Regions from separate parts of the Mus musculus genome. Here region 1 is linked to region 2. The links are chromatin loops, found by intact Hi-C in ENCODE. Cell type or tissue: heart. All regions are shown on one strand. Each heading gives the region's core, and the rest is flanking DNA. Links, peaks and the distances in the headings are about the cores only.

What was found. A loop is a pair of places that touch in the nucleus more often than their neighbours do. Peaks named below come from ENCODE experiments on the same cell type or tissue, not always from the same donor. Only the 100,000 strongest peaks of a DNase experiment are listed, where the experiment ranks them.
Region 1: a loop joins it to region 2, with 2.4 times the contacts of the local background. A loop is called at or near these places in 4 of 42 quality-filtered maps.

Annotation. Positions count from the first base shown.
Region 1 is chr3:149,034,434-149,042,772 of GRCm38, reverse strand. No RefSeq gene overlaps it. Among named protein-coding and RNA genes, the nearest start is that of Gm25127, 9.7 kb to the right of the region's middle. In heart, for the core only: a CTCF peak has its summit at 3,597; a DNase peak (open chromatin) is centred at 3,802; H3K27ac peaks cover 274 bases.
Region 2 is chr3:149,216,895-149,225,233 of GRCm38, reverse strand. The region is part of intron 2 of Gm30382 (a long non-coding RNA gene); the gene reads left to right. Among named protein-coding and RNA genes, the nearest start is that of Gm52619, 45 kb to the right of the region's middle. In heart, for the core only: a CTCF peak has its summit at 7,147 (motif pointing right); DNase peaks (open chromatin) are centred at 4,903, 5,303 and 5,593; H3K27ac peaks cover 962 bases.

The DNA.
Region 1 (8,339 bases), core at 55-8,054, 180 kb after region 2:
TCTGTAGCAGACCTGGGCCCTCCCCCTTGGAATGGCAATAAGTTTAACAATGCCAGATGCCTTCCTGGTAAAATTACCCTGTTCACTCCGACCGGCACTGTTCTACAAAACCGTCAGGAGTCATGCTGAGAGCTATGGCTTTGGCTATGCAATCACATACGTGTCTCAGGAAGTTGAGTCCACTGAGGGAGGGACAAACCTTCTACGACGAAAGAAGGTTAGGGTTAGCTGAGGGCAGTTGTTAGTCCACATCCGGGAAAGTGGTATTTATTACTGTAAGCCATTAATTAATGCTTAGGTGAGGTTGCATTAATGAAAGGGATTGTAGTCCTTGCTTTCTATCAGAACTATTCTCTGACATGATGCCAATTATCCCTTATTTTCCACTGTTAAACAAGATCCCCCCTGTGTATAGTGCTACTAGATAAATTATATCCATCTTAAAAGGGTTGAGCCAGGGCAGAAGGGCTTTGATAGAATTTTCAGTTTATTTAGTAGCCGTATTCGAGATGGCTGGTTATTATTAACTTCTAGGAAGTGGCTATCAACACACCGCAGCTTTAAACCATTTTTATTCCTTTCTGTTGTATCTGTGAACTTAAGTCAAACTCTCTGGCTTGGCAGCGTTTCTGTTAGAACTTCAATACCTTTTGGCTTGAGTAACTGCACTGAATAATCCTAACAGGGTTCAGAGCAGCACACGTTATTCAGTCGCAGATCCGGAATCCAGACATACACAGACATGACTCAAAGGTTTTGTGCTCCCATAGTGCCCACGGACTGTCCTGCTGCACAGGCAGCCTCTTTGCTCCAGCCAACATTCGGATTTACCATATGAAAGTTAAGCTGTTTGGTGGGCTTTCTCCTTTACCTTCCCTCCCTAGATGGGATATCAAGAGGGTCGGCTGCTGTGAACAGAACCAAAGAGCTTTTGAAAGAAGAAATGCAGGGGATGTAGCAGAGGGGATGAAAGAGGCCGAGCCCTCACCGGTAATAGAGGAGGAAGGTCAGAACCTGTACACTGAGTGTAGAAAGAGAGTGATGGATTGCGGAGAAAGAAAGGCCCGGTGAAAGGAATGTGTTACCACAGAAAGGAGAAAAAAAATCATATGCAGGGAAAACCAAAACCATTTAAAGCAGGTCCACTTTGCTAGGACCTGTTTCAATCTTACATCTTCTCTATGTGTTATGGGGCAGAAGTAAACTTAGGTGAAGACAACACAGGGATGTTCTCAATGAAAAAAAAAAAAAAGAGGACTAGGGGAAGAAGGGACCAAGGGAGGGAAGGAGGGAGAAGGGGGAGGCCTTAGGATATGAAACGAGGGTAAAGAAAATCAAACGGAAATGAAGTTGAAGATTAAGGCCAAAATAGATGTAGGAAATGGTAGGGAAGGGTGGAGGAGGTTAGGGGGCAGGGGAGGTTAACTAATAGGAAACACAGTACCAGGAAAAGCAATTGTGTGCCCGTCTTTGTTTGAAGAGTCATTGTACTTTTAGGAAATAGACTGCCAGGCACATATTCTAATATTTTGAGTGCAAACCCCTGAAATATTGAAACTTAGTTTCTTGAGAGGATGTTTGTACATTTTCCCTGAATAGTCTAACCTCAAATTTACAGAGTACTGCTCAGATAAAAACATCATACTCTGATATGTACAGTTAGTTACATGTTACAGAATGTTGTCTTCTTACAAAACTTGGGTGCATTTAAATTCAAAACTACATGTAAACTGCACACAAATTTAACAACCTCTTCTTTAAGCCACAGTAATTGCCCTGACTGAATTCCCTTTGGAGATTCTGTTTTTCTGAATTTTTTTTAATTCACCAAAAATAGCTTTTAAATACTTCTAATCGAACAGACAGTAATATTCAATCAAATTAATGCTATCTGTGTGGCAATTATTAGAATATCTTTGATCTTAGAACCAAACCTTAGAATGTTAAAATTTTCTTGCCTTCAAAATCAAAGACTAGATGCTTTTATTCCTACTGTAATATAAAATATAAATATTAAAATTTTATCAAAAAATTGAACTCGCAAAAGGAAATTGTAAACTTTGACAAGATTTTGATAAAAATTTAATTTGTTTTCAAATATCTTATTATCTAGGAAATATATAAAACATAAGCTAGCTGCTAATGTGGTACCCATTTTACTAGTGTCTGAATGGCAAGCCCTGGTTGACTGCTGTGCTTTTACCTCTGGACTGTATCTTTAAAAGACTGTTGTATGGATTACAATGTAGAAAGATGTCAGTCCAGAGCTTGGAGAGTTATAATTCAGCTCCAATCCTGCCTTTACATGCTAGTTGTACAGCTAGTATATTTCCTCTCTTTTTTAAACTTGGGAACACGTTCCCTCTGGAGTTAGTTAATCACAAAAAATTTCCTTTAAATGAAACAGGTAAAATACAAACAAACAAAAAAAACCTTTGAAGTGAAGTTTAGTTACTTGCATGTAGGAAACAATTTCTTTCATTATTGGTTATTGTCCAACACATGGATGTCTCTCTTCTTTTGACCTTAATTTCCTTAGTATCTATTTCTTTATTGTGTGTTATGTAGATATGTGTGCTATGTAGATGTGTGTACTATGTTTATCGTGTGTTATGTAGATGTGTGAGCTATGTCTGTGCTATGTAGATGTGTGTTTTGTAGATGTATGTGTTATGTAGAAGCATGCTATATAGATGTGTGTGAATGTACTGTAATCAGAGATTCGATACAAATTATCTTTTTCTATAATTTCCCACTTTTTTAAAGGTAAGGTCTCTCTCTGAAGCTGGAACTCACTGTCTTGCCTCATTGCTGGAGAGTGAAGCCGTAGGGGCTGTTCCTCTCCCTGCACTGGCATGAGAGAGGTAGCCCCCACGCTTGGCCTTTGTATCTATTCTAGGATCTGATCTTAGATAGCTCAGCAGGCACACTGAGCCATCTCCTTAGCCATCTTTTCTTCATATAAATAATTCTTCCTCTCATTGATGGGAAGAAACATAAAATTAAAAAAAAAGGAAAGCATTCAATTTTTTCAAATCAAGCCCTTTTCTATCATACTTGAAACCATACCACTTTGAGTAAAGATCTTGAGGGAAATAGAATTCTGTTAAATATTTCCAAGTATTTGCTGTCTTGTGTGTATTTTCCTTTAAATGGCATTACATGAAGAGTTACAAAGGGAACAAAAATTGCAGCAGGTCACATGGTATGACCCCAGTATTTGGGGACACCCAGACATCTGGGCTATATAGTTCTAGGTCAGCCCTGGCCTTATACCAAAACTGCTTTCCAAATCAAAACCCCCAGACAATTTATAACTGTAACAAACAATAACTTAGTCCTCGGATTAATACTCCACATAGTAGGTATTTTCCTGTCAAGGCTGTTACTATTCCATCCAGCAGGATCGAGGAGGTCCACATGAGCAAACGGATCGGTGGGGAAAGCTTGCTGCATGATTTTTGTGCCCAGTTATTACAGGCACTCTTAGGCAGAATGTGTAGCTGTTTGTGGGAAAGAGTCTTAAGTTTTGAGGCTGGCTTGGAACTTGGTATGTAGTTTTGCCTTTGACTTCAGATTCCCCTGCCTCAGCCTGCCACATGATGGCAGATTGCAGACATGCTCTGCCATCCAGCTTGAAAAACAAAGCATTTCTGATTTCTAAGTCACTGGATCGTTACTTTCCCAGGAGTTCAACATTCTGAGTTGTTGCTCACTTATCAAATATAGAATGTGGAGTTGTCATTGGAATGCTCTGGCCAGATCTCGACTAACACTCAACCTCTTCTGCTGAGGCTCGAGGCTCTCTTCCAAATCAAGCAGGAAAAGGCCTCAAAGAGCTAAAATAAAAGACATCGACTCTGCCAAACAGTGATGTCAGTGGTAAGGAAGTTGAGAGACAAAATGGAAGAAATGAGTTTGGAAAGCAAGCTAGCCTTGTAAGGAGTAAAAGGAAATGCAGAGATTGAAGTACTCTCAAGCAGCCTAATGAACAGGTTTGAAATTGAGGGTCCTTGGAGGAGACTTGGGATTAAATTAGGTTAAAGAAGTAAAGAATGAAGGGAAAGGAATGGAGGGGCCTGTATGTCTAGGGCTGGTGTCTTGAGAGAGAAAGGGCAGCCAGCAGCAGTGGCTGCAGCTGATAAATTGGCCTGTGCAAGAGCAGACATGAAGGCTCCGTGCTGTGACAGTCACAGAGCACCTGACCCGACCATCCAAAGGAGTTACTTAAAATTACAGTTGGCTTTTCCTCCTCCTCCTCCTCCTCCTCCTCCTCTTCCTCCTCCTCCCCCTCCTCCTCCTCCACCTCCACCACCACCACCACCACCACCCACCATCACCCTCCTCCTCCTGTCTCTCGTCTCCTGCTCAGCTTGTTTAAAGAGAAGGGAAATACAAATGACTAATTTACAGGATGTACTGTAGGAACTATTACTAAGAAATAAAGAAGGGAAGCCCTGGCAAATGTAACTATATTGGAAAGAAAAGGGACAAACTAGAGCTGTCTTCTGTTAACCTGCTGTGACTTACAATGCACACTTCACCTTTTCTCCTAGCACAAAGTATCACTAGTTCTATGCACGAGGCCCACATACAAATTCCTGTTGTGGCCATACACAGAGAAATTAGTGAGTATTCTCTTATGTCATCTATCTATCTATCTATCTATCTATCTATCTATCTATCCATCCACCTAGCATATATCATATATAATATATGATATATAATATACAATACATATGATACATATGATATATAATATATATGGTATACATATGCACACATATATGTGTGTTTGTATATATGTATATATATGTAAACATATATATCCTTTCATTCAGTTTCATCTGCTCAATATTTGGTTCCATCTTTCTTGGCTCTCCTTATTTTGAGGTACTGGGGACTAAACTTAGGGCCTTATGTATACCACACAAATGTTCTACCCTTGAGCTATATTCCTAGACCCTGAATTTGGTTTTGTATACGTTCCTAATTCTACCGCTTTAAGCTTTAAGCTTTATCTGTACTTTGAAAGTGCTCAATGATCGCCTCTATTGGCCTGTAAGTTCTAGTTTGGTAACAGAGCAGATATCACCCAGTGACAATGAAGAACAATATGACACATGACCACACTAAAGGAAAGGAAAAGGCAAAGTCCTGCTTGACTGGTGACGAATTGTATTCAGTGTGGGAAAACTAAATGGGATATAAATGCCAGCCCGTGGGAAGTGAAGTATATTTCTGGGAAATTAAGTAGGAATCAGATACAGGCTAGGAGTGCAGTGACTCAGCCTTCAAGGATATGAACCTAGGTTACTGACAGGTGTTTATGTACTTGATGCGTACATGATGAGGTCACTTGTGCATCTCTGTGTTGATTTAAGAGATGGTCATATGCCTCTGAGGAATGAGTGTCCACTGGAACCTTGGATGTGTTTGGAGAAGTTTCAACACTCCTTCTATTTTCCCTGTCAGGTACTTCTGGGCTGTGAGGGGAGGATCTGATAAGCTCGTTTTATAAGTTGGCACGTGATAAGTAGACCGAGATGACTTACTCTGTTGAAGCATGGGTGGACTCTGGTTATGAACAGACGATGACCCCTGAGCTGAGCTGCAGACAGTGTGCCGTTTTGTGTCTAGTAGAAAATGACTGGTAAAATGCTACAGTCGTGGATGCTACTTTTAATTTTAAAATGGTATTATTGTATGTGATAAATGTAAGCAGGCACACAAATGCCTTAGCACACATGTGGAGGTCAGAGGGCAATCCTGCAGAGTTGGTACCCTCCTCCCACTATCCATCCTGGAATGGATCTCAGGTCCACAGGCTCGCATCACAAGCACGTTTGCCACTGAGCCATCTCACTGGCCCTGTGGATGATAGTACAAGAGTGGACTATCAGTGGAAAGACATTGTGTGCCCCACGGCTGTTGGTCGACTCTACTCTAGAGCTGGATCTCTTCTCTCTTCCACTATTGCAGTGCAGCAAACAGGCTCTCAGTGCACATGCCCCAGTGTCCCCAACACTACGCTTGGACCAAAGAGAAGATTTCAGCACAGAAGCTGGGGCACAGCTTACTAGGAGAGAGCCTGAGAGCTTGGTGGAAAGAGACAAGAACAGACTAGAACAAGCTGATGTCCCTTCTTAGTTTGCTCTGTCTCCTGAGTAACTTCCTAACCCATCTCTGGTTCCAGCACAAATAAAACCACATGCAATTACATCTGAGCGATGTGCTCGCACAGTCCCTGAGAGATGTCATTGTTCTCGGGTCTTTTACATGTTATTCCCAGTGGTCCTTGTACGGAATTTGTCCCAAAGAAGAAAATAATTCTCAAGTCAAGGAATTCCAGGGTCTTTATAATTTAGGATAGAGTGGATAGGAAAATGCAAAGATGGAAATCACTGTAAACCACCCTACCATTTCAGAGTGGGGGTCATCTCAGAAGGAATCAGCAGGCTGTAGCCTTCTGTCCTGAGAAGTGTAAGCATTATTCTTGGCAATCCTCCATCATGGAGAAGGAAAGATTCATCAAGAGACTAGGAAAGGTGACTTCTTTATAAGGACACAAAAAGTTAACTAATATGTTAATACAACTTAAAAAGTTCAAGTTAAACTATCTTAATATTGATTATTTTTATTTATTTTAGTTGTATTTTAATTTTTACTTATTATTATTATTATTATTATTATTATTATTATTATTATTATTATTATTATTTGGTTTTTCAAGACAGGGTTTCTCTGTGTAGCCCTGGCTGTCCTGGAACTCACTCTGTAGACCAGGCTGGCCTCAAACTCAGAAATCCACCTGCCTCTGTCTCCTAAGTGCTGGAATTAAAGATGTGTGCCACCACTGCCCGGGAAATATTAAAAACTGAATCTGCCAACTCTCTGCACTCCTGCTTTTCTCAGCCACCAACTCCCCAGAGGGGCCAGCAGGCTTTCCTTGCTCCTGTCCCCCTCCCTCTGCAACTCTCTGCAGCTAACCTGCCACAGCATCTGGCTTGCTTGTCCCTGTAGCCGTTAGTTCCCTCTCAAACATCATCAGCGGTCCCACATTCCACTTTACCAAGTAAAGCAAAACTCTTGAGCCTTATCACTAACCAATCAGATTTATGTATCAATAAATTCTCAATTTACAAGAAGCCAATACAGTAATTTCAGAACCAATTGATAATGATAAAAGCTTTATCCCAATTATTCTAACCTTCTATCATAACTACCTGTGGCTGGTTAAAGCCACGCTGGTTCATGTCCACCACCTTCTTCCTTTCTCCTTTCTCCTTTCTCCCCTAAGACACTCTCTGTCTTAGGATTCATGCGGGGAACGGGGAGGGGGTAACTTGGCAGGCATCTCCTCCTCAGCCAGTGTCCAGCTTTGCTGTGTTGTTCAGGTTGCCCCTATTTGCATATCCTAGCTCAGACTGGGGAGTCTGGGGGTAAAGGGGGTGGGATCTCTCTACTGCTTCTCTGTGCAACCACTTCCTGCATTTCGCTGGCTAGCTCTATAGGTGAGGGCTGAAGAAATACCTTGTGACTTTGTTTACCTTAAAAATGGCTTGAGGTTGAGGTTTATCAAAGCAGAGAGCGTTTCATGGCGCAGGAATTATATGAGCAGAAAAAGTTAAACGTGGTGTTTTGCACATACTAGTTACATACTCTCCCACTGACCCACATTCCCCAGCCCTATAATGTAACTTTGGGTGTACAGATACACATGGAAGATAGTTCAATTCCATATATGTAATAATTATTTTGTGGAAATAGTTCCCTTTTTATTTTTATAGCTTTACATTTTGTGTGTGTGTGTACTGTACATATGACCATGTGTTTGAGTACATGCACATGTGGATGTCAATGCATGTGCATGTGGAGGCTGGGGGATTGATGTCGGCTCTCTTCCTCTACTGGTTTCTATTTTAGTTTTTGAGACACTTTCAAACTAAGCTCTTTCAAACTAAGCTCAGAGCTCACAAATTGGCCAGTCTGGCTGTCCAGTGAGCCCGGGGTATAGCCTGTCTCCTCCCCCTGAGAGCTCCAAGTTTACAGACACACTGGCACTCCCACTACCACTCTCCAGGTGATTTGAACTCAGGTCCTCATACTGTGCAGCAAGCCCTTTCCTGACTGAGCCATCTCCCCTGCCCTTGGTTGTTATTTCTAAAATAGCATAGTCAAGATCCTTACCACTGGATATGCATTTTTGCAAGTATGTGTGGGTTGTGTTTATATTGAATTTGCATACAGTAAAAGAACAATGTATTCATATTAAAGGCACAGGATACCAAACAATTCAAAGGCAATGGGTTAGAAAAACAAGCACCTCAAAACTGTTT
Region 2 (8,339 bases), core at 215-8,214:
CTCTGAGATCCACTCTTGTAGCCCCATGAAGGTCATGTATCTTCGGGAATTCTCTTTTCCCCTCAATACAAGGAAAGAGCTAGTGTTGGAAGCTGATTTTAGTTCCCTAGTTCAGGAACACACTAGAATAGGATCTCTTGCTCAGGATTTCTCCTGAGGATCCTCATATTATAGTGTGTGTGTGTGTGTGTGTGTATGTGTGTAATATTTTCCATCTGAAGAAATTATTTTTCTCTTAAGAATTAATTCCAATTTTATAACATCAGGAACATAGAACTGAATGAAAAATGTTTACATTGTATCTTTGTCACAATTATTTTAAGTCAGTATATTTCAAATACTTACCATATGCCGGACACTGGATTAGACCCCCAGAGACAGGATGATGAGGAAGATTGGTATAGCCTGCTCCTTCATGGAAAATAAAGACATATATTGCTATTGTAACTTAAATAAACAATGTGAGAAAAATTACAGCTATCTTAACTGGATTAAGCAGGGTAACCTGAAAAGGCTGGACACATTTACAAAAGAATGGCCTGGTTGTGCAAATTGTGAGAACAGAGAGAACATTCTAGAACCTTCCAGAGAGGACAGAATGTGCAAGACGGTCAAGAATCCAAGAAAGTGTAAAATGCATAGAACCTATTTCTTCAGTTTCATCTCAGCAAGAAAAGAGTGCACTGAAGAGTTTCCAGGAGAAAAAATTAGGCCGGCTATCACCGGCCTGGCACCACTTTTACTGTGTGGGAAGGAGTCCAAGTGCAACTGTCTCTAAACACTGTAATAGTTAAAGTACAATTACACTTGAATGTGCCCTGCAGTACACCAGCAAGTACATGTGCTTGCAAGTCTGACTGTAAGCACAGGCTGAGGAAAAATGGGGAACGGAACTGGTAGTCTGCCAGGCTCTTCTGCACCCTCTAAAACCAGGCCCTTGTTTCTTGAATTGACTTGAATTGACTATGCAGAGAATTATGTTGAACAGTTCTCAGGCTGTAGTGCTACTGTTCCCTATTACACTTAGAACTTAATTTTCCTGTGCTAGTAGCTACAATGAGACCAGTGTCGACAGAATGGTTTCAGTCTTTTCCAAATACCCTGAATCCCTCCGCTCCTTAAGCCAGGTCACAGATGTGGGCTTGGTACCAGATTGTAACAAGTTGTAGGAAGATTAAAAGAACATTCAATTTAGACCGTGCTAGTATATTCTGAGATCTTACTTGCACCAGCCCACAGAAATCTTGAACTCTGGCCTTTTCAGACACCCACTTTTATAAACACTTGAGTCTAAATAAGGGACAAACTCACAGATGGCTGACAGAAACTGTGCTTTCTAGAGATTTTCATAAACTTATTTCAGTCCAGAAAGAAAAGATGAACCCTGAAGAGATATCTTAGCTGTTTGAAAGGTGCCGTAAGTCTGAACACCTGAATTCAGATCTTAGGCGCCCACAGAAAACTGGGTGTGGTTACACAGCTGTAACCCTGGAGCTGTTGGGATAGAAACAGAAGGATCTGTGAGTACTCGGTTCATAGACAGACCCTAACTCAAAAGATAAGGCGAAGGATAGCAGTGGAGGCCTCAGCATGCATGTGACATGTTCATACACAAACACATGACCCTCCAACAAACACACACCACATGTGAAGCCAGGCAGGCATGGTGGCAGGCATTTTAATCCCAGCTCCAAGAAGCAGAGACGGGCAGATTCCTAGTGCCTACCTAGTACATACTTTGTCTGGAAAACAAAAGGTAAACAATAATTCCAGACAAGGCTACCATACACATACATACTCACCCACACACATATACATGAGAGCCCATATATACATGAACATATATGCACATATGCCATACACTCAAAAGAAACGAGATCAATATAGCAGCTGACCTTATATATAACCAACCATATAGTGTTCCATGTTAAGAAAGTCTTTGTTATCGCTTCTCAACCTTTGGGCTAGATCAAGTGAAAAGCAGTCTTTGTTGTTATTGGTTCTGGTCCTGGGCTGGGACCTAAGGATTTGTTGAGTGCTAGGCAAGTCTTCTACCCTTCAGCTCCATCTCTAACCCAAGAAGGTGTTCGGAGCAAAGGCTTAAAGTACACTAAAGGGAATTTTCTTCAGACATAAGGTTCTAAATTAAAATAACTCTGCTTTTGCTTCAAAGATGATTCTGGAGCAGACTCTGAAAGAGCAATGAAGAGTCTCCTGCCCACATCTTAGGCTTCTCACCCCCTACCCAGGTTTGGTACCCTGTGCTTTCTCTTTTGTGATGTCCAGGGCACACACAGCCCTGGAACCTGTGAGAGCTTCCCTAAGGAAAAGAGAAGGAAGCATGGGCCCCACTGCAGTAAATGCTTCCTGTAATAGACACTGATTCTAGTGGCCCAGAGAGATGCATTCTGGAGTTGGAGATATAGCTCAGTTAGTCTGGTGTTTGCCTAACATGAAGCTCGGGACTCAATCCCAGTCATGCCTGAACCAGAGGACATGGCACACACTTAAACCTCAGCACTCAGGAGGTAGAGGTTAGAGGACCAAAAATTTGAGATCATCTTTAGCTGTGAACTGAGGTGGAGGACGGAGCATCGGGATCGTGTTCACTGTAATGGTCAACTATGGAATAAGCGCAAAGCCAACCTGAATTACATGATCCACATGCATGCGCATGTAGGCATTGTGTGTGTTTGTGTGTGTGTGAACTAGGAAAGGTAATGGATTCTATTTTCGTAGACACAGATGTCAATGATTTTCTTATCTCTTCTCTTTCTTTAACCTTTTCTGAACCACAGCCCTCTATACACATGCTGCTTCTCCATTCAGTAGATGTCGCATCAGACCACATACATGTATGTCATCTCTGCGCCCAGCTTGGACACATCTCTGCTACTTTGAGTCCTCTAGTATCTTCAGATGATTTTCTTAAATAATCCCTTCTCAATGGGGCTTATTCTCCCCAGCCAATCTGTTACAAATGTTAGCTTCCACTTACGCAGCAAGCAGCTCAGAGTCATCTTATCCACTCTGCTGTATCTCCAGTTTCCTAAAAGTGTTCACAGTTGTATTAAAACCTTAATAAATATTGACTGACTAGGGCTGGGAAGATTGCTCAGTAGGTAGAGTGTTTGTCATGAAAATGTTAGAACCTGACTTTATACTCTGGAAGCCAGGAAAGATCAGACAGGATGAAACATGTTTTTAACCTGGCACTCCTTTGGCCAGATTGGAGGTGGAGTCAGAAGTCCCAGAAGAGACCCATTCTCCCACAAGGTGAAAATAGAAAACCAATACCCAAGGTGGTCTTTGATCTCCACATGTGCACTGTGGCACATAATTGCTCACACAGACACCTACATACACATGCACACACAAGTACACACACATGAAGAAAAATAAAGGAAGAGGCTCTCCTAGGTGCCCTTAGAATCTAAATATGCTCTCGCAGTCAGTGGGATTGAAAAATACTTTCCAAGAGCTCATTCAACCGGAAGCATGGGTCTTTATGTTACAAGATAAATAAAATTATTCTGATTGGAAAAATATATTCACTAGTTGTCACGGTTCTTATTTTGGCTAATAAATATATGTTTGGATTCAACAACAACAACAACAAACCATGGAAAACATGCTAGAATTGACAAGCAATAAATCAGGAAACCCTTGGATTGTCTCGTGCCATTCCCACCAGCTCGAATGCTAAAAGAACGTAACGCCATCTGCAGCTGTTCTCTGATTTCGTCCTTCCTTCTTCTCTACCTGAAATACAATTTTCAGCCAAGTTACCAAGCCCTGCCAATTCTATCCCGCTATTAAACTTCCCTATTAGTTCTTGCCCATCTTCCCCACGAGGAAGGGCATGCACGGGGAGACAGCAGCTAATAATCCTGGGTTGGAGGCCAAGCTCTTTAGTAGGTGGCCTTTGATGCAATTACACTTTCTGTGGGAAGTAATCCGGAGCCAGTGCGTTTTAAAAAGCAAGATCAGAGTTGTCAGAAAGAAGTTTCCTGATGGTTCTGTGTTACCACAGGACTCTTGCTTCTAACTTAGTATCAACTCTTTATCCTTCCCTCTTCCTGTCAGCCGGCCTCCAAAGCTAACAGTCCTTGTTTGACACCGGATGTCATGGCTAGGGTAAATAATAATATGCTAAGATATAGTAATGAGGAATTAGAACCCTGAAACTTGGGTCCTTTTTACCTGACTAGGCCTTCTTCACCACCCTACTGTCTTCTGGTGCAGTGGAAAGGGTATTTCAAATTGTTGATTCAGTCACATGTGGTAATCTAAGCCATGTCTTTATGTAATTTAGTTTCTGTTTCGGTGAGTCAGAAACATTTGTCAGATTCCCATCTCCTTCACCTGGACTTATGTGAAGAAGTAAGGCCTGTCACTCTCAGACAGGGTGGGGCCCTGTAGCCCACACAGGTGTCCTCCAAGGCCATCCTTTCCCCAGGCCCTCCTCCTGGACAGCTCAGAGTGACTCTCCTGAACAGCCAAGGGTATCCTTTCCCCGATGCCTCTTCCTGCATGGCTTAGAGCGACTGCCCTGAACATTCTGGAAGCTGACTTTGGTGACATTGCTTGTGTTTATTCACTGGACCATGACAGTGTTCCACGCATCTTCCCTCTGCCGTCTCCTCCCTCCCTACTTTTGCTGACTCTTAGGTATTCCTTAACACAGGACTAACTACAATTCCCGCCTTCAGCTTTGTCTGCAGTGGCCTGCTTCCTTCCCCTTAGACGACCTTCTGGGCTAAAGTTGACAAAGTGCGTCCTTTCCCAGCAGACTGGGAATTTCTGAGGAGTGACCATACAGACCTCTGCAGAGCTGGGGGCTGGAGAGCCATATGCAGATGTTTCTGCTCTTTAAGAAGTTGGCAGAATTAGACTGTGACTGGGTGATTCCCAGGGGGCCTCCCAGGAAGGGCAAAGTGCTGTTTGCTTCCACAAGCCCTTCTAGAACTTCTCCCTACCCATTTCTCCCTGGACCCCCCTCCACAGGAAGTCACAGAGAGAAGGAAAACAGTGGCTATCCTCTCAGCTGTTAAAGACAACTAAGGGACTAGGAATGTCTCACCTTCTTTCTAATCCACTCTCCTTTCCACTTTAGGATGCTTAGTCTGGCCTGCTTCTCAATAGTTAAGGGAATAAAAGACTTTAGAAAATCCCTTTCTTTCTTACCAGCCAAATTTCCTGACTATTGTCTTGGAAAAAGAGTCACAAAGTGCCAGCCTTTGAGATTCAAAATACTCAGCAAGTTTCGCTTCTTCTTCCCAGATCTACTTCCTCCAGGAGCTGAGGTTTGCGAAGCCGGGATGGAATGGACCGGGTAAAAGTCAGGAGTTTAGGCCACTGCTTCAAACTGCTCAGATCATCTCACAGTAACCATTAATCAGCGAATTCAACTACGGCAGGTCTCTGCCATCTTATTTTACTTTCTTATTTTTTAAAATCACAATCCTATAATGGAAGTATTCAACACGGGAAAGAGAACCTAGGAATGCTTTGAGGAATTGGTAAGGCTTTATCCCAGCCACTCTAGAATATTCTTTGTCAGATTGGCCACAGTCCCGAGCCACGTGCATCCGAGGAAAGCCTTTCAGGGAACAAAACAAAGCTCATTTCCTCCAGTTCCCTGCTCCTCCTTTTCTTCCCTGCTCATTTTAACCCTCTTTGTAGTCAACTGAATTGGCTTCAGGAAACACCGAATGGTTGTGATTGGCATTTTAAAAATGCTGCTCCGCCCCCACCTTCCCTATCACAGAATTCAAATTGAAATTGCACCAAATTCTTTCACCAGTTGGAAATCCGGCTGAGGTGCCTTTTTGCGAGCCAGCTGTAATTGGGAGAGCTTGCTTTGGTAAGTCCTGGAGCAAGCTAAGTAGTGAGTAAGACATCAATTTAATGCTGCTAAGTAGTTTTAAAGCTACTTAGCATGAGGAAATCCTACAGTTGCAGAAGCATCGACTGCTTCGAAGATTTGCTGCTTGTAAGCAGTTTTAAAGTCTTCCTACCTTTAGCTTTTCAGAAAGTACCTGTAGGCTTTTGTACCTTTCGTTTTGAGCTGTAGGGCTTTCTAGTTCTCGGTCTTTGTTTTGCCTAAGATTTAGTAAATATGTGGTACTGGCTTCTTGGAACCTTTTCTCTAAAATCCCCCAAATAATTACAGAAGAGACAAGAGACTCATGGCTTGTTAGAGGACCACAGAGTCCCTGGAAGTCCACTCTGCCCTGTGACATAAGCGAAGTAAGAGCATGGCTTCTAAAGTCAATTAATTCGTTTGGGATGACCAAGTGACATCTCAGGAAGTAGAAGGTTCAAAAAGTGTTCGTGGATTACCAGTTTATAAACCTAGTAAAACAAACAAACAAACAAAAAATTGGAACAACCTAAAAGCAACAATGTTTCTGCTCTGCTCTTGTGGACTGGATGGTAATAATAGTTTAGACGGGGAAACAAGTCGACCAAGAATCCTTAGCCTTCTGCCAAGTTTACTTTGTTTGCTGGTCCTTGACAAACCATGTCCCTGCTCTCTGAGACAAGCAAAGGGACCAGGGTGTGGTCACAAAATGGGTTAGAATGAGCACGGAGATATTTTTGATGTGTTGGAAGACCTGATGCATCAGTTACTGGCGTGGTAGGAGGGGTGGAGCTCTCAGGCAGTCATTTGTAGCATACACAGTAATTAGACAAGGCAGACACTTCTGAGAACAAGACAAAGAAGGTAAAAGCAAGAATGCCAGGTTAGGCTTGGTGAGCCCAGAGTTCTGGTTGTGCAGTCTCAGGAAAGTAGAAGAATTCTTTGGCACTGGCAGGCTTCCAGTTGGTCACCTGCCAATGTCTCCTATGGCTTATCATCTGGGATGGGGCTTAAAAGGTACTTGCTTTGTCATTTCTTTCCCCAACTTGCACAAGGGATGGAAACAACCACCTTAGAGCCATTTCTTCCACAATATCATTAGATCAGTACTCTTTGGAGTGAGCTGCCAGTGAGCAGTTCTCCAGGTAAAAGAACATAGTCATCAATAATTTCAGCGTAAGGGGAGGTGTGTGTGTGTGTGTGTGTGTGTGTGTCAGTATGTAAACAGGATTGTGGGAGGAGAGATCCATATAACCTGCAGAGGGCGCTAAGGTACCTTTCGGCGACGAGGGCACATTTGTGAATGAATGAGAAGAGGTCTCCTTAATCATCTCCCATATGCTTGTTATGCCTTCCTTCAGTCTCAAATAGACAGCTTAGACTGTAGTCAGTGATTAGGAGAGATAAACTACCATAGAAGTAGAAGGAATTCCAAAATAAAGAAGAGGCATCATAAGAAACTGATAAATGAAGCCTGGCTTCCTAATAATTTCAGGATTCATGAAGATCAGGAAACAAAGGTAGACATGTTTAGAGCCCCTGGCACGTTGCAGAGGAACTTAGAGGCAGAAGCCAGGAAATATTAGTTTTTTTTTCTTTTTAGAGTGGGGTCAAAAGGCGATATCACAGATAGAAGGTGATAGTCATAGTGTATCCTGCAGGATTGCTTTTCAAAAAGGAAGGAATCCGATTAAAAATGATGCCCACAAGTACCCTAACATTTGGATAATTCTCAACAATTTGTAAAGCCCTTTTGTAAAGATTGTATCTGGCTTGATCCTTATGACGGTCATTTTATATTTGAAGGTTTTTGGAGAGGTTAAGTGGCTTTTCCAAAGTCACACAGTAAATTTCAGAGCTGAGTCTTAATAGAAATTGATTTCTAGTGATTTCTGAACACATTGTTGGTTGACTCTGCAAAGTGCTGTCGGGGTTGTATTCACTATGGGGGAAAATGCTGGTGCAGGCCCAGAAGATGTCAGCTCGTGTTGCAAATTTAAATTAAAAAAAAAATCAAATGGCAGATATTCACGAAGCAAAATAAAGACAATTTCTCATCGTACGCTTTGTGTCTGTAATAAGCTAACAGGAGTTTTCACAACACAAATGCCTACTCTCAACTGCATGCCAAACTGGCAGTCATGCTGTCCGCCGCCTGATCAACCACATGCCACCCTGCTTGAGATTCATCCCGTCACAACTCCACTGAGTGAAGCATCACTTCAGCAAAGTAAATGGAACTCCAGAGCTAACAGTGATAGAAGAGTTGGTGCCCCAGAAGCTCTCCACAGCCGCTGCTGCTCAGACCTGCAAGCAAGCAAAGGACTTATTTACTGATGTCTGAATTCAGATTGGTGTCCCAAGCCTATGATCCAGGTGGGGAGTCTAGAAAGAGCCAAAACAGGAAGAACAAGTTTGGGTGTGATCTCTGCGGGGAAGGCTCCAGCTTCTTGGTGAGGCGGCATGATGTCAG